4 separate regions of the Homo sapiens genome follow, and regions 1, 3 and 4 are each linked to region 2. Evidence: chromatin contacts called from ENCODE Hi-C data. All regions are on one chromosome and are shown on one strand. Each heading gives the region's core, a stretch centred on a gene start or an enhancer-like site at or near the end of the contact. The rest is flanking DNA. Distances are from core to core; before and after follow the strand shown. Region 1 holds the start of SNX5 (sorting nexin 5). Region 2 holds the start of ANKEF1 (ankyrin repeat and EF-hand domain containing 1). Region 3 holds the start of LCDR (lysosome cell death regulator). Region 4 holds the start of RRBP1 (ribosome binding protein 1).

Evidence for each region. Hi-C counts contacts between places; a loop is a spot of excess contacts on that map. Pooled maps may share reads with other maps.
Region 1: a pooled map shows a loop between it and region 2 (3-fold over the local background). The contact joins the promoter of SNX5 here to the promoter of ANKEF1 in region 2. A Hi-C loop is called at or near these places in 2 of 50 pooled maps.
Region 3: a map of B cell shows a loop between it and region 2 (27-fold over the local background). The contact joins the promoter of LCDR here to the promoter of ANKEF1 in region 2. A Hi-C loop is called at or near these places in 3 of 168 maps with a recorded cell type or tissue (B cell, CD4-positive, alpha-beta memory T cell and naive thymus-derived CD4-positive, alpha-beta T cell) and 4 of 50 pooled maps.
Region 4: a pooled map shows a loop between it and region 2 (14-fold over the local background). The contact joins the promoter of RRBP1 here to the promoter of ANKEF1 in region 2. A Hi-C loop is called at or near these places in 4 of 50 pooled maps.

The regions. Positions count from the first base shown.
Region 1 is chr20:17,966,552-17,970,718 of GRCh38, forward strand. It overlaps SNX5 (sorting nexin 5), which reads right to left and starts at 2,243. Exons shown (of 13, transcript NM_014426.4): 1 at 1,824-2,243. The coding sequence starts at 1,874. MGME1 (mitochondrial genome maintenance exonuclease 1) reads left to right here and starts at 2,467. Exons shown (of 5, transcript NM_052865.4): 1 at 2,467-2,590; 2 at 3,250-3,819. The coding sequence starts at 3,309. RefSeq lists enhancers at 956-1,710, 1,572-1,621, 1,672-1,841, 1,711-2,465, 2,082-2,391 and 3 more and a silencer at 1,872-2,081.
Region 2 is chr20:10,032,371-10,036,749 of GRCh38, forward strand. It overlaps ANKEF1 (ankyrin repeat and EF-hand domain containing 1), which reads left to right and starts at 2,617. Exons shown (of 11, transcript NM_022096.6): 1 at 2,617-2,963; 2 at 3,209-3,272. The region is part of intron 3 of SNAP25-AS1 (SNAP25 antisense RNA 1); the gene reads right to left. RefSeq lists a silencer at 2,408-2,957.
Region 3 is chr20:18,792,525-18,796,833 of GRCh38, forward strand. It overlaps LCDR (lysosome cell death regulator), which reads left to right and starts at 1,525. Exons shown (of 1, transcript NR_026885.1): 1 at 1,525-3,541. It overlaps LINC00652 (long intergenic non-protein coding RNA 652), which reads right to left and starts at 2,060. Exons shown (of 4, transcript NR_026883.1): 1 at 1,644-2,060; 2 at 1,141-1,279. RefSeq lists an enhancer at 1,201-1,740.
Region 4 is chr20:17,679,676-17,683,958 of GRCh38, forward strand. RRBP1 (ribosome binding protein 1) reads right to left here and starts at 2,567. Exons shown (of 25, transcript NM_001365613.2): 1 at 2,353-2,567; 2 at 324-400. RefSeq lists enhancers at 1-1,060, 1,252-1,924, 3,178-3,237 and silencers at 1,498-1,807, 1,838-1,887, 1,918-2,247, 2,478-2,897.

The DNA of each region.
Region 1 (4,167 bases), core at 993-3,492, 7.9 Mb after region 2:
ACAGTATTCCCTTTCAGTTTTGCTGAATTGGCCAAAATGAGTATTGGGCTAGAATTCAAAATCCTGAAGAATCAAGTATGTCCCCCTACCTTAGTGAGTCTTAATTAACTCCATCCTTAGGGAGAATTCCAAACCAAAGTAAATTATCAGGAGGGCATTTAAACAATTTAAGTAACACACATTTCAGGTAACACACAAAACATTTCAGTTGACTACCGAAATTGTATTATGGCAAAAAGTTGCCCAAGACTTAGTTTCCCATTATTTCATACTTGCCCCAAACTCCCTTTCAGTTAACCATAACACCATCTAGGCCAGACCACAGCAGGTTATCAGCATCAGCAGAGATCAGAAAACAAAAATAAAGCCACGCGTCAGGGTAATTATTTATTTTTATTGTCTCTTTATTCCTGTAATGTAAAAAGGAAAACAATGTCATGTAACTCTCTTCGCTACAGATACGGACAGTTTCTGTAGCCTCTAAAACAGGCAGGAAATGGCCTTCATAACCATTCTCCAATTTTGCTGGAGGATCAGGGTGGTGGAAGTCATTTTAAAAACCAGCTGCAATATACTGTACTACCAGAGAGTGGGGTGAAGCAATTGAGTCCTTTTACCTAGCTGACTCCGAATCAAGACAGCTAAAAGAATGTACCAGAAAGAAAGAAAAAATAAAATGCTACCAAAATCCCAATCCATTATCTACCCTTTATGGAGAAAAGTACCTTTATAATGTTTTACAAAGAATCGTGGTCTCAAGTTTCCACTTTGTTTTAGTAATAAAGAACTTTCAAAAAAAAAACCACTCTAAACAACACCCTCCTGTATAGAAAGCTCTATTTTAATAATTAATGCAATGATACCCTTGTTGGAACAATCCAGCCGCTTTGAAACTCTGGTATTTACTTACTAGATGAACAAGTTTCTCTATGGAGGTGCCTTTAACTTCTCAAGAAATGTGTAAGTTAAGACGGCTCCAAATTACATTTTAAGAGAGCCTTGTATTTTTAGAGGTTCTTTTTCATCGGTCAGAAAAACTTACGTTGACGATTCTGCAAGAAAGGTTGCTCGCAAACCATGCATCGCAAAGCTACCGAGGCAAATTTAAAGAACCAATGAAAAAGAGTGGAGGCTCGTCTGAATCTTTAATTGGCTATGGGAATTTCAATTTATTGCATAAATAATCTTTTAGACCTCAAGATACACGTGACCTAGGGACAGTTTACATCAATGGGCAAGACTTAAAAATAGACACCAAGTTCAGCAAGTATTTGAGCACCTACTAAAAATTACACAACTCCCACAACAACGCATTTTGCGTTTCTAAAGTTGTAAGCAGCATGTTCGGACGCTTGATGCAATTTCCCAAGTTGTTTGGGCCCCCCCCCCAAAAAAGTCTTCTCAGTAAAAGGTGGGGGGAAGGAGGGTATTTTGGGGGCAACAAACCAAACTGGTCTGTCGCATGTTAAGTCAATTTCACGTTCACCTACTGGTCACCACGAAGCCGAGGAAAGTTTTAAAAAGAACATTCCGGGGTCTCCAGAGATCATCTCTCCAAGTCCGCTCGGCACCGGCGCCTGAGCTGGGGCTAAGGTCCCGCGTCTCTGGTTCTGTCCTAATAGAATCCGGGACATCCACAGGGATTCCCCGGGGCAGCCTTCAGTGAAGACCAGGGAGAGGGGCCGCCCGGGTCTCACGGGTGCTTCCCGCGCTGGGGATGGCGGCGAGCAGCCACGGCCTATGGACGCGCAAGGGAAAGAATGCAGCGACCCCGGAGCTCGCAGGGCCGCCCGCCCAGGAGTCTGAGGCTGGGAGGACCTCACCTTGCTGCGGTCCTCCTCCTGCTGCTGCAGCAACTCGGGAACCGCGGCCATGGCGACGCGGGACTCGAGCAGGGGCCGCCTGGCTGTGCGAGGAAAGAAGAAGCTGGGCCGCCGCCGCCGCCGCCTGGGCGCCTCTCGGGGGCGGCCACGGCCCCGCCTCCGCCGGCCTCCCTGCCCGACGGCGGCAGGAGGCCTCCGGACTCCGCCACCATCCCAGCTGCCCCGGGAGCAGGCGAGCAGGGCGCCACGTGCTCCCCCAGAGCAGCCTCCCAGTCCCCGCTGCCGTCCATCTTGGAGCCGGGCAAAGACGCCACGTGGGGCCTACCCTTGCTCCGCTCCACGAGGAGGCCGCCAACCGCAGGGCCGCGACACGGACGGGAAGCAACGGACACTCTCCCAGCAAGACGCGTCTAGAGAAAGACCGCGTTTCGGTGCGGGGGGAATTTATTACTCAGCCCGAGTCCAAGATGGCAGCGAGCGCTGACGTCACCAGATCTCGTGAGAGCAGAAGGGCGCGATTTGGAGGCTCCCGCGCTTCGGAGACGCCGGCCCTTCCGCTCGGAGAGGTACTCCCTGCCTCTAACTGGTGGCGCGTTGGCGGAGGCCGACGAAAGCCTCGGGTGGGGCGTGAGCGCCGCGGGGCATTCTGGACCTGCTTTGCCTTAGGCTGTGCCTAATTCGAAACCAAAGCGCGGGACGGATGAAAGTACGGGTCGCGAGAGGTTGTTCGCGCCTTGAGAGTTAAGCGAAGTGTGGTGGCTTCCAAGGTACCGACACTTGCCGTAGGCTGGGCTTTTATTTAAGTCGTCTTTTCTCTAATCCAGACTCCTGCCACAGGGGCCACCGCCGTCCTGGCCCCGCCAGGGGTCCGCACCCACGGCGGAGCGGGAGGCGACTTTTTGCGGTCACAGTAATGGGACCTCAGCGCCGCCACCAGCTCTGACCGGCGAGCGACGGGACCCTCCAACCCGATTTCCACGTCTGTGCAACGGGTTCATTCTAGACCCACGGTAGAGGGTGTGAGGACCAAATGAGAAGTATCCACACAGAATACTTAGCAGAGAGCCTGGTGTCTAGGAATTAGTCGTCGTCTGTCACCTAGGACTGTGTGGCCGCCATGGGACGGGCTCCATCTTTGTGTTTTTCCGTGTCTCGCACACGCCTCCCTTCCTGGGCGTCACATTCCTGCAGATTAGAAACTGGGACGTCTTGCCTCAAGCTGTCTACTAATTCGCATTTAGTATGTGTCGGTCCTTCGGGTATTGAGTCTTGATTTATTTATAAATTTTTTTTGGAGGCAGGGTCTCGCTCTGTCGACTTTCTTAAGAAAGGGCTCTGTCCAAACATGTCGAAAAAGTTCACAATTTTGATGTGCAATATCATTCTGATGCAGCTTTCGCTTTGATGGTTGTTTTCTCTCCAATAGGAATACAAACATAAAGGCCTTCGACCGTTGCAAATAGACTAAAGTGAAAACAAATCTGAATGAAGATGAAGTTATTTCAGACCATTTGCAGGCAGCTCAGGAGTTCAAAGTTTTCTGTGGAATCAGCTGCCCTTGTGGCTTTCTCTACTTCCTCTTACTCATGTGGCCGGAAGAAAAAAGTGAACCCATATGAAGAAGTGGACCAAGAAAAATACTCTAATTTAGTTCAGTCTGTCTTGTCATCCAGAGGCGTCGCCCAGACCCCGGGATCGGTGGAGGAAGATGCTTTGCTCTGTGGACCCGTGAGCAAGCATAAGCTGCCAAACCAAGGTGAGGACAGACGAGTGCCACAAAACTGGTTTCCTATCTTCAATCCAGAGAGAAGTGATAAACCAAATGCAAGTGATCCTTCAGTTCCTTTGAAAATCCCCTTGCAAAGGAATGTGATACCAAGTGTGACCCGAGTCCTTCAGCAGACCATGACAAAACAACAGGTTTTCTTGTTGGAGAGGTGGAAACAGCGGATGATTCTGGAACTGGGAGAAGATGGCTTTAAAGAATACACTTCAAGTAATTATCTCAATTCTGATTCTATATGTTTGCTATGTTTTCTATAATAGAGAGCAACGGTGTCAAAAGAATGAGGTTTGGTTTTGTTTTTTTAACTTACTAGCAAGGAACTCCCTTCAGATAGTAATTAACATTAAATAGCACTTTATGTGTATTAACTCACTTGATCCTCATGGTAGTCCTGTGGAGTATAGATACTGTTATCCACATTTTACAGATGAAACTAAAATAGATCAAATATTTGACTAAATAATACATAAAATTCACTTGTTTTATAAGCTACCAACAATATTAGAATTGCTTGTTTTCCTTGATTATTGAAAAAAGTCACCTGGTAACAGAATTCTA
Region 2 (4,379 bases), core at 1,367-3,866:
GAGAACCTTTGGGTGTAGCTCAGGGATTGTAAACGCACCAATCAGCGCCCTGTCAAAACAGAGGACTCGGCTCTACCAATCAGCAGGATGTGGGTGGGGCCAGATAAGAGCATAAAAGCAGGCTGCCTGAGCCAGCAGTGGCAACCCGCTTGGGTTCCCTTCCACACTGTGGAAGGTTTGTTCTTTCACTGTTTGCAATAAATCTTGCTGCTGCTCACTCTTGGGGTCCACACTGCTTTTATGAGCTGTAACACTCACTGCGAAGGTCTGCAGCTTCACTCCTGAAGCCAGCGAGACCACGAGCCCACCAGGAGGAACCAACAACTCCAGAAGCGCCGCCTTAAGAGCTGTAACACTCACCGTGAAGGTCTGCAGCTTCACTCCTGAGCCAGCGAGACCACGAACCCACCAGAAGGAAGAAACTCCGAACACATCCGAACATCAGAAGGAACAAACTCCAGATGCGCCACATTAAGAGCTGTAACACTCACCGCGAGGGTCCCTGGCTTCATTCTTGAAGTCAGTGAGACCAAGAACCCACCAATTTTGGACACAGTTTGACAATAAATTTACACTCAAATATCTCTAAGGAATCAAACTTACAGATTAATAATTAGTAATCAGGTCACGTAAAGTAAATTATAAAAGAGCATTGATACCAAGATTGGCAGAAAGTTTTTTGTGTGACAAAACCAAGTTTTGGCTAAGATACACACTGCTGATGGGAGTCTAAATTGCTGTATATGTCGGGAAAACAAGTTGTCTTTATCTTGATGTTATAAATAACCTATGACCCAGAAATTTAACTCCTAGACATATACTCTAGTGAAACTCTTGAACGTGTGCGTCCAAAGACATTTATAAACATGATCTTAGTAGTATTGCTTTTAGTAGCAAATTCTGGAAACATCCCAAATGTCTATCAATAGTGGAATTGATTTGAAAGGGGTGTGGAATGGTAATATAATGGAATAGCCTACAGCTGTTTAGATAAAGGAACTCCAATTAAACATACCAACAAAGATACATTTCAAAAACAAGACGTTGAAAGGAAAAAAGTCATCAAAACAATACACAACATTCTACCACATTTTTATAAATTCTCAAAATATGCAATATTAAACATGCATTATTTAGGGAGGCATTCAATGTAGCAATGCATTTTTAAGAGGCTGGGATGATAAATGTAAAATTCAGAACAGGTATTATCTCTGGGAACAGGAAGAGGAGGATGCAGTGTTGGGAAGAAATACATATAAGTACAGCAGTAGAGGCAGACTTTTTTTTCCTTTTCCTTTTTCCTTTATTTTTCCTAGCTTTCTTTTTCTTTAGCTATGGTATTTCTTTAGCTATGGTATGGTATGGTATGTACTTTCCATATATCATACAGTATATTTTGGTGTGCATGAAATAGTCCTTAATAACATTTTTATTATTTTTTATTTGACGTTTAAGTTCAGGGGTACATGTGCAGATTTGTTATATAGGTAAACTTGTGTCATGTGGTTTTGTTGCACAAATTATTTTCTCACCCAGGTATTAAGATTAGTACCCATTAGTTATTTCTCTTGATCCTCTCCCTCCTCCCACTCTCCACCTTCTACCCTCCAATAGGCCCCAGTGTGTGCTGTTCCCCTCTATGTGTCCATGTGTTCTCATCACTTAGCTCTCACTCATAAGTGAGAACATGCAGTATTGGGTTTTCTGTTTCTGCGTTAGCTTGCCAAGGATAATTGCCTCCAGCTCCATATTCCTGCAAAAGACATAATTTTGTTCCTTTATATGGTTGCATAGTATTCCATGGTGTATATGTACCGCATTATCTTTAGCCAGTCTATCATTGATGAGCACTTAGGTTGATTCCATGTCTTCGCTCTTAACATTTTTAAACAGTCTCTGAGTAGAATAGGGTAGGCTGGTGTAAGGAATTACTGTTTTTAATTGGAAGCAATTACATACTGCATTAAAAAGCATATATATATAGACACACATATATATGTTTTACATTCACATAATCAAACCAAAGCTTTCAGAATTTTCCGCCAAAAAGCATGTGTGGAGGGAGAGAGAGGGGTGTTATGGTGCATTTGTAGGCCCTGAAATAAAGTGATCTCCATATTTGCTTCCATTTGTGTATAAATATTTTTTAAGCATATATGCATCCTAGAGTATGGAAAGAAAATTTCTGGGAAGATTTGCAAGAATCTGTGGCAGTTGAGAGTAGGTTCACTTTCGCTTTATTGTGTAATTTATTGTATTTTTCATTTAATTGTACTTTGTAAACTAAATATTTATTGTATATTTTACTTCATTTTTTAATTGCCATATGCAGCTTTAATTTTATAACTAAATTACGTTCTGACCCAGGGCAGGAGGTGGGAGAAGAGAATGAGAGAAGGGCGGAATCCTCAAGACAGCAGCATTCTGCGCTCCGCCCTGGAACACCCAGCGCAGCTACCCCATCCCGCCCAGGCCGGCCACCTGGCGTCGAAGCCAGGCGCGAGGGGCGGAGGCGGAGGCGGGGGCGGGGGCGGAGGCGGAGGCGGAGGCGGAGGCGGAGGCGGAGGCGGAGGCGGAGGCGGAGGCGAGCACCGCCCCACCGCGCACGCTGCGGTTGCCCCGGCAGCCGCGCCCTGCGTGGCGGAAGCTCACAATCAGCCCGGTCCCTCCGGCTTCCACCCCGCCCCCTGCGCTCACCTGCCCGCGCGCTCGCCTTCCGGGGACCCGGGGCCCATGGACACATACACCCAGCCCTGCTGTCCCGCGCGCCAGCTCACCAGCCCTACCCAAGGGACATCATTCACGCCTGGGCGCCTCCGCCGGGCTCCGGGAGCCCAAGGTCGCGGCTGGGCCAGCGCTGAGCGTCAGAGGACGAGAGCAGGGGCCTCCCCGGTCGCCCCAGCAGGCCCAGGCACATAGGTGCCCAGAGATCCCTGGCTTCTGATCGCCCGGAAGACTAAGAGGTGAGCATGACACATGGCTTTTCCTTTGACGTTACATCTCTACCCCCTCCACTCCTCTCTTCTCCAGATTTTTCTGGAGACTAAAAAGTGGAAAGCACAGTAGAGAACCCCCAACATGTAAACTATCGCTTACACTTGTGGGTGAGCTGAAACCCGCAAAAGTTTGGTGTATTCATAAGGAGCCTATATTGAAGGACTTTGCTAAATGTTTTACAAGGATCATATCTCATTTCCTTTTCACACAGTCCCATGAAGTGGGCACCATTGCTATTGCCAGTTCACAGATGCAGAAACTGAGGTAAAAACTAGGTAGGTAGCATATCCATATTTATATCCAACTAGTTTGTGTAAATAATGATACAGGGAAGGGAGGATCACAACGGATTTCCCCACCTCAAACCCTACATTCCACTGTACCAAGCTTGTCTTCCTCCATTCCTCTTTCTAATGATCCTTCCTTGTCGCACAGCCCCCCTTTGAGAGTTAAATGACCTGAACACACACAGATTCCCACAGATTTTCATGTAATTTCCGAGTATTCAGACCCCGAACATGGACCTCAAGTCAAGACATTCTGCTCTATTCCACTACCTTGGTAGATGGTTAGATGTGACTAAGGTGGCCCAGGGTCATGCTGGGGAAAAGTACAGGTGTGCTTGTATGTGGAGGATCCTATATGCTGCTCAATTTACAAGGAACCCAGGACCCAAGGGCTACACTTGTGTGATTTCCTGCAGTGGGGTGAGCTCTTGGTCAGTCTTAGCAGTTGATTGTGAAGGACACTATACAGGGTGCTGCCCTCTCCCCAGCACTTCAGGGCTTTAGCTGGGAGGGAGGCAGTCCACAGGAAACCGACCCATGGACCTACTGAATTCATCACTGTAGCTGCTAATTAATTCTCCGTTAGAGATGGGTGCTAACAGAGGCAACATTGAAGTCCCTGATTGGGAAATCCTTATTTTCACAAATCAAGTGGCATTGATTCAGTCTAATCATTACCTATGTAGGAGCATCTTGCCCTATTCCATAGATGACACATATACATATGCAGTATGATGACACCGCACCTAATCGGAATATGGCCGATAATAATAAAACAAGCCATAAATAGCAGCTAAGGTGAGTGTCACCAAGCCGTGCAGCAAAGTCCAAGTGGATGACTCTGAGGCAGCCTCAGTTGGTTCCCTAGTCCACCGCATGTTATAAACAGATTAAAAGGCAAAGGAGGCCTGGCCCGGTGGCTCACGCCTGTAGTCCCAACACTTTGGGAGGCTGAGGCGGGTGGATCACCTGAGGTCAAGAGTTCAAGATCAGCCTGGCCAACATGGTGAAACCCTGTCTTTACTAAAAATACAAAAATTAGCCAGGTGTGGTGGTGGGCACCTGTAATCCCAGCTACTCGGGAGGCTGAGGCAG
Region 3 (4,309 bases), core at 275-2,774, 8.8 Mb after region 2:
GCTGGAGTGCAGTGGCCTGATCTCAGCTCACTGCAAGCTCCGCCTCCCAGGTTCACGCCATTCTCCTGCCTCAGCCTCCCAAGTAGCTGGGACCACAGGTGCCCGCCACCGTGCCCAGCTAATTTTTTGTATTTTTTCTTTTTTTTTAGTAGAGACGGGGTTTCACCGTGTTAGCCAGGATGGTCTCGTTCTCCTGACCTCCTGATCCGCCCACCTTGGCCTTCCAAAGTGCTGGGATTACAGGCATGAGCCACTGTGCCCGGCCACTTTTCTCTCTTTTTTTGTATCCTTTTCCCATGACTTCTTTACTATCTCTTCCCCAATCAGTATTTCGGTATCTATCTATGACTATCTATCTATGACATCCATCTGTCTATGACTCAGACCTGGGCTGAACTATATACTCGCCACATAGATTCTGCAATTAATATTCTGCTGTATTTGTTTTATGTATATGTCTACCTACGCTTGTATACATCCATCAATCCATCTTATTTTTTGATGCTTTTCAAATAAGTGGCAGACATCAGTGCTCTTCACCCCTATGGTGAATTTTGACAAATGCATACACTCATTATCCCTGAAGGTGTCCTTAGGCCCCTTTCCAGTTAAGTCTACCCCCAACTCCCAAGGTGAACTCTATTCTGATTTTTTTCCCACCATAGATTAGTTTTGCCTGTTTTAGAACTTCATATAAATGAAATTGTACATGGTGTAATCTTTTGTGTCCAGCTTCTTTCATTAGCAAAATATTTTCAAGTACCTGTGTTGTTATAAGGGTCCTCATTTTAAAACGAATAATTTGACAAGATCTTTGCAAACTGATCTTTACTTTAAAATTTTGGACTTCTCTGATGTGTATGTAAATACAGTAACCACCTTTAAATTAAATAGCCTAAATACAGTAACCACTTGAACTAAGCCTCTGAAACAGACATCTCTCCCATGTGTCTGTCAGACCTTGTCTTTCTGTTTTCATGCTCCCCACATCCCCCTACCTTGTTTAGCATTGATAAACATTTCAAAACTGCAGAGGGAATTTATCATATTTGTCTCAAGGGCACAGCGCTTTTGATTTACTGTGTTCAGTAAGATGCAGGGGGCTAACCAACCTCTTAGGATTAACTGCATTTGACTTACCTTCAAAAGGTCATCAGCAGTACATCCTTAGTAGGCCTCACAATAGTGTGTCCACAATACGGGTTAGTGGGAGTGATTGAAAGGCTTGGAGAGTTGTCCTTCTGGGTTTGCTCTGGTTGGGCGATCAGAGTCCATAGCACTGGGTGGGAAAACATGAAAGAAAATAAGTGAAAGTGACATGTTCCTCCAGAATAGCTAAAGGTCAGCGCTCACCCCATTCAACCACTGTATTCCCTAGACTTAGCATGAGGCGGTTTCTAAAAATCAAAGCCACACTTAGCGTGGTAATGTGGCTTTGTACCATGTCAACCTAGCTAAGCGGGAACTACGTTTCCCAGAATTCCTTGCCTGTAGGTTTCCGGGGTTAGCACACGCCACGTGACCTGATGCGGGCTTCGTGAGGCGGAAGTGACGCAGTGTTGTCGTCTCGTAGGCTTGAAAGGTAGGTGCCCGACATTAGGGACTGTCGCAGCCCGGGGAATTGTCCCCATCTGCTGGCTTACCTTGTGGGCGTGGATCCCCTCTAACTTTCCTAATTCCCGGGCGGCCCGCGGGCCTGCGGCAGATTCAGCTCTCAGGACTCCACTTTCAGTTTCTTCCACTTCTGGGGCAGGCTGCTTGTCCTGCCACTCTCAGGCCCCCCACCAGACACGGCAGCAACAGCTGTTCCTAAGTGTTCAACTCGCTCCTTCCCGCAAATGTAGAAGCTCAAATCCCTATAGCAAATTCCATATTCTATGTCATTCTTAATGCTTCCGTCTCTCTGGTTGAATCTAGATTGGATACAATCAGTGATGCACATTTACCAGACAGAGGATGTGCAGCGTTTACTGTTGATTTCTCTCTTTTCCTCCCTATCACCTCAGTTTAGTTCCAGGATCCACACTCCTCCACCATAGTCAGGAGATTCAGGGAAAGTTGGCAGGGTTCAGCTTTCAAGTTGACCCTTGATGAACCATGGTCAATCCTGTTAAGAGGCGTGAAAGCCAATCCCAGCCAATGAGACTGGGGAGAAATCACTGAAGAACTTGTGGAAAACAGACCCTCTGGATAAAAGACACGTGTGGGGAAAAAGGGGCTTTTTAATGTTATTCTGGATGTTTCCCAAAAGTACTGCTGCTGCCTTGCCTCCCTGACAGACACTGGCCTTAGGATGACATGCGGCAGGAAGGAAGGACGGATCTGGGGTTTTTCAAGACTCACTGAGATGCACAAGGAACCAACCCTCAAGTAGCCAACTCGTTCCTGTTTGCATGTGTCGACTGAAAAGAATCAAAATAAACAAAATATAACTATTTCTAAGAGGTTACAACTTGCAGGCAGGAAGCAGGCCTCTACCTGAGGCCATAAAGCATACTTTGAAGGAGAAAAGGTAGGTATTTATGCTAGGTGGAGAGGTAGGATATACGTATTCTGTAGCATACAGGAGAAGCCTATGAAAATTCATGGAGGAAACTCGTTAGAGACACGCACTGGGCTTACATATGAAGAATATCCAAAAGCGGATGACCTGTGTTCACTCTGGGGTGAAGATTTAACATTTAAATGTATTATAATTAGGCTGTAAATGCAAAAAGGTGAAACATAGGGCACAAGTTCACGATCTGTGCAATCTCCAGAGACCAGTCTGATCTAGCCTGCAGCTGGCAGTCATCTGTCAAGAAGGGGCTCTTTGTAGCCCAGAGTAGCTGTCAGGTTGGAACCATAAAACCAAAAGGAGGGCATCGGCGGTTAGGTGAAGAAAAGAAGTCTTTTGGCCTTTTTTCCTCTTCAAGTCAGCTTTTGATAAGATCTAGTAATAATAAGGGGATGGGTGTGGCTGCAGGTGGGACATGTCGGTTCTCTGTCCTGTCACAGCTAAGAACTAAGAACTTTAGAGTCTTTCAGCCATAGAGGGTCCTGTCATCCATTGAAGGGATCAGTCCATTGGGATTTTGCCAGTTTTAGCATTGATGCTGTGTCCTGGGAAACCCCTGAATACTTATCATAGCAGAAGTTCAGCCACTGTAGCCCTACCTCAGGACCGCTTTTATGGGAAAGAATAATTCCTTTAACTGCTTGAGCCATTTGAGTTGTGGCTGCTTTTGGTACTTGTAATAAATTGAAAGCATCTTGAATGTTCTGGGACAGTAAAAGAATGTGCCTTTGTTTCTGACAGCAATTATAAAATCAATTATATGTTTATATTCTAAAAAATGTTTTGAGTAATGCTGACATCATTGGAAAAGTGCATCACTTAGAAAATGTATCTGTGTGTCAATTTTGTTTGTTCAAAATCAGTTTCATTAATTTGTGGGAAGATACACCTTGTACATTTTACCTAATTAAAAAAAATATTGCCAGTTGAGTATACTTGTGATATATTCAAAGATAAATAAACTTTTTCAATTTTAGATATTCATATGTCTTTGGGCCTTTGTTTAGTTTTGTCCTAAAATAGGAATGCTTTTATATGGGCCAGATTCCTGCAGTGATGATATCTGGGAAGGAAGGGAGGGCATGATCTTTGTTCTATGTGTTTAAAAGTCTCAAATGAGTTACTGGGATGTAAAAAATATATTCGCACATGAGTTTGGTACAGTTCGGTGATTTTTTTTTTTTTTTTTGAAAGAAAGAAAGGTTTCCAAGGCTTGACACTGTCCTGTGGGTGTGGTCAATTAATTGCATTATTGGTCCCGACTCTTTACACCTACCCTTTGCCATGTAGCCTGGTAGTGGCCTCTCACTATGACACTAGGATTTCCCATGTGATGTTCTTTGGCCAATAGGTGCAAGCAAAGGTTTGAAGAGCACTGGGGAGTTGGGATTGTTTGCTCATATCTCTGCTTTCATGATGACAGTGTGCCTTGGTTAGCCTGGGGAGAATGAGTGTCACATGGTCCAAGCACCACTATTGCCACAGCTGATGATAAGTCAGATAACTGCCAGATTTAAGTGGGCCCAGAGGAGACCAGAAGAATCACCCAGCTGAACCCAGCCTAAATTGCTGACACATTAACTCATGAGCTAAATAAATGCTTATTGCTTTAAGCCACTAAGTTCCGGGGAGGTTTGTTGTGTAGCATTATTGTGGCAATTCATAACCAAGACATCTTTAAAGCATTAGGGACATTTTGGGAAGGGCTGTAAGAGTTAAATATGTTGGCTTTATAGGCAGTTGTACCTTACA
Region 4 (4,283 bases), core at 1,317-3,816, 7.6 Mb after region 2:
TAGGGCTCATTTCATTAAAGAGCATAATTGCTCAAATGTGACTTGATTTAAGATTTATTTAAAACTCTTCCATCACCAAAAAATACTCATATACCATGAACCACTGTAACTTCTTAATCTCTCTGTAAATGTTCAGAGGCAGATTCCTAAGTATGAAAGGTGAGAGTTGTTATAGTGCCTAGAGCTCTAAACCCTCTCCTAAACCCCAAGATCCCTTTCTGGTTTCCCCTCCCCCAACCTTAGCCTCCTCCAGGCCTCCACTGGCCCAAGATCCCTGCAAGCCGGCTTTGCGGTGCTCCATGTAAAAGGAAAACTTCACCTACTAGGAGGTCTGCCCCGGCCTTTGCTTCAACAGAGAGGGAAATGGCACCTCCAGGACCTCAGAACCGGAAGCTTCTTTCTGGAAGGGAAAGAGGTTGGCATATGATAGTGGGAGTGACCTTTGGCAAGTTCGTAAACGAGTCAAGACATCACACAGTAAGTGACATGCTGCAGGGTCACAGATTTCTCTAGGTGTCGGATTAACAGGAAGTTAAATCAAACAAGGAGTGTGAGGAGGGAGGCGGGGCAGTGGGAGAATGCCCCCCAGCTGCACAGGGCGGGGTAACATTCGCAGTTGTTCTTCCTGGGAGTGCCAGACAGACGTCCTGGGTCTCTGGGGACACCCAGTTCTGAAGAGGTATCTAATGTGAGATATGAGGCCCTACCAGGCCCATTTCTCCAAATTCCTGAAAATGCCATCCAGATGGCCCCTACCCTGAAGGTTCCAGCACGCAGAGTGAATAGCTGAGCAGTGACGTGGGAGGCTCCTCAGGTCCCTCAGAGTTTCATTTCCTTGGTGCTTCCCAGTCTCTCCTAACCTCTGACCTCTCAGAGTAATTGCCAAATTGCCTTCTGTTTGTACAAGGTCCCAGCACTTCCCGGCGTGGTTCCCGACCCTGTGAGTGGGTGGTGCTGTCTTCAGGCCACAGATAAGAAACTAGGATTCAGAGGGGCTATGGGACCTGCGAGTAGGCGGCCAGTACGTGGTCCGGGGTGTAGAACCCCGGCTGTGCAACTTCTGCAGCCCCGCGCCCGCCGCAGTGCCGGAGCCAGGCCCCACCTTCCTCCCGTGTCCAGCACCCCCCAACAAAAGCATCCCAACTGAACAGCCAACACTTGTGGCTCCTTCCTACAAGTGCTGGGTCTCCACAGCTTTCCTCGCAAATCGAAGCTAACAGGAGCCCCGATTTGCAGACCAGGAAATGGAGACCCCGAACGAAACAACTTGGTCGGGGTCACCCTCGCCAGCCGGGGCACTCTAGAGCTAAAACTCGCGACTTATCATTCGGAGAGGGGTCCCTGAAGCACTGCGGGCGCCCCACTGGAAGCGCAGACCCCGGCCTGCCTCCCCTAATCAGGGCGCAGCGGGAGAGCCGGCCGGGCCGGGGCGGGCACCAGGCCGGGTGCCAGCGCGCTTGGCCGGCCCGGAGGTGTCCGCTTCCGCCCGGGGCTGGCACCGCCGGCCCATTCATCGTGGCCGCGGGCGGGGCGGGCCGGGCCCCGGGCGCCCTCGTCCCCCCGCCGGGAGCCCTCGAGCCAGGCTCCGCGCAGCCCAGCCGGGGAAACGGTGGCCCCGGCCCCGCCGCCAGGGGGAGCAGGGAGCCGCCTCCCGCACTCCGGGAAGTTGCCACCGCGGCCGCCCGGCGTCCGTGCCATGGACAGACCCGGTCCCTGCGCCGCGAGCCCTGCGGCCCCGGCCCGCCCCGTCGGGGGCCGTCCCAGCCCCGCGAAGCGCCAGCGGGCCGCGGCCCGGGACCGGCGCGCTCGGCCCGTGGGCCCCCATTCAATCCCGCCCTCCTCCCCTCGGCCGGCCTCCGCCGCCTTCCGCCCGCACCCCACCCCTCCGGCCCGGACTCCAGCCCGGCAACGTCATCCGGCGGCTTCCCGAAACTTAACCCCTTCCTCCGCCAGCTGTGCGCCGCCCCGCCCCGCCCCGCCGCCAACTTTCTTCGCCCAACTTCGGAGCGCGCTGGCCGGCCCGACGGCCCTGCCGGGAGGGAGGGAGGCAGGGAGCGGTCGCCACGTCGCGCCCGTCTGCCGCCGCAGCTCCCCGGACGGCGAGGGCCGCGGGGTCCACACCACGGGGCGCGCCCTGCCTACGCCCCGGTACGGCGCTTGCCCGGCACCCCCGCCCCGAGTCCGACCCCGACCCCGATGGTGCACGGCCGCGGCGGCAGGCGGCGGGCGGCGGGCGGGCCGGGGGAGGGGCCGCCGAGGAGACGTGTCACTCGCGGCGCAGCGCGGCCGGCCCCGGCCCCCCGACGGCCCGGCCCGCGCGCGGCCGCTGCAGGGCCCGGCCAAGTTTCTTACCTGCAGCCAGAGACGCGAGAGGGAAAGCGAGAGGGCAGGAGCCGCCGCCTTCGCAGCCGCCGCGGAGCCGGGAGAGAGGAGCCGGCCAAGCCTCCGCCAAGAAACCGCCCCCGAGCAGCTGTAGACGCTGCGACCCTGACGCCGCCCGCCCCGTCTGCCGTCCGCTCCGGCCGCTCGCTGGCTGCGTGCGCGCGTGTGGAGTCGTGGCACTTTCTGCCTCAGAGCTGGCGAACGGCCCCCTCCGCCGGGATCGCCGCCTCCTGCCTTCCCCACCCGGGCCAGCCATTCATCGAGCCGCCTCTTCCCATTGGTCCGCACCCCGCCACTCTGCCGGTCGCTGGCCAGTCAGGACGCGGGTGGCCGAGCCGCGGCGGCGGCCATTGGGCAGAGAGGAGGGTCTCCACCTCGGCCAATGGGAGAGGGGAGGAGCTGCGGGGAGGTGAAGGGGGCAGGGCTGGGGAGAGGCGGGGCCGAGCGGCGCGGCGCTCGGCCGTGCGCGGGGCGGGGCGGAGCAGGAACGCCCCGCCCACCGAGGGGGGGGTCTCCGGCCAGCTCCGCCCACTCTGGGCCCGCGGCGCTCCCAGCAGTCTCTGACTAGGATCCGGCTCTGCCTAGGCGGGAAGCAGAAGGTTCGGGTCCCGGCGACCCCGGGCCTGCGCCTCTGGATACCGCTGGGCTGACATGGCGGTGGCTGAACAGGGTTGCGCAACCGCGAACAGCCAAGGAAGCTGCTTTATTTAAACCCAACTAACTTCCCCCGAAGCAGCGCCCCCTCGGGCCGCCGGGTATGAGGACAAGCTCTGCTGGGGGTCAGCCCAGGGAGAGCAAGTTCTTATCATCAAAGAGATTGCAATCAGCACCAGAAGGAATTTCCTTCAGTAAATGGAGGAATTGGGGTGGAAGAGCCAGAAGGTGCACGAGGAATTGAAGCGGATGTCATCGCCCTCGTTGTTAGGGAGGGTACAACTGAGGCACGGTCTATTTAAGATACTCAACCAAATCACAGCCGGCAGAGCAATAATTACAATCCACTCTGTGGCGTTTTATTCCATGCGTTGGGGAAGGTGAGAGGTTCTAACCTAAGAAAACTCATCCGTGTCCCACAAAACGGAGCAACTGGTACTTCCTCATTCCCTGACTTTCTCCCCAATATCAGCCAACACTCAGTCTTCATAATTAGTCAAGTCTTTAAATTAAAATAATTTTAGGCTTGATTTTTAACCATTATGTCAGCGTCTCTTAAAGCCAACCCTTTGAACTTGAGCCAAAGCCAGCTTCTTTGGAATTTTGGATTCTGAGCGACCAAAGGCTGCCTAGACTGCCCCCCATCACTTCCCTAGCTCCTGTTGCTGCAGAATCCCGTGCCTAACATCTATTTCTTGGACAATTTTCAATCTTCCCTGTCCCCATTTGTCACTAGTACTGTACTAGCTGTTGTTAGAAAGATGTGAAAAATACAAGCCTTCATGGGGAATAAAGAGCGATTGGGTTGAAATTAAACTGTTCATTCCTATTTTTAATCTTGGCGGTTCCTTAGCCCATTAATGATTAATCAGCAGGAATTAACCTGGATTAACTCTGGAACACTCAGTCATTTTCCAGCAGTGAGACCCGGCTTCAAATGAAAGTCAAGAATCCCAGCTTCTGGCTGGCAATTGCTACCAATGAGTCCTACTTGACCAGGGCTGGGCCATCTAACCTTTCTGAACATGGGTATACTCCTTTAGGACAATCACTCCTTCCTCTGGGTTTCAGGGAGGAAATTCATTCGTTCATTCATTCATTCATTCATTCACCGGTGTTTGTGGAGTGCCCGGTATACAGTGCTAAGCTGGGCAAGCAGCCTAGAATGACACATAGGTCCAGTGAAGACCCAGCTGCCCTCAAGGGCCTGTCCAGGGACAGGGACCTCCTTTATCCTGTTCACTGTT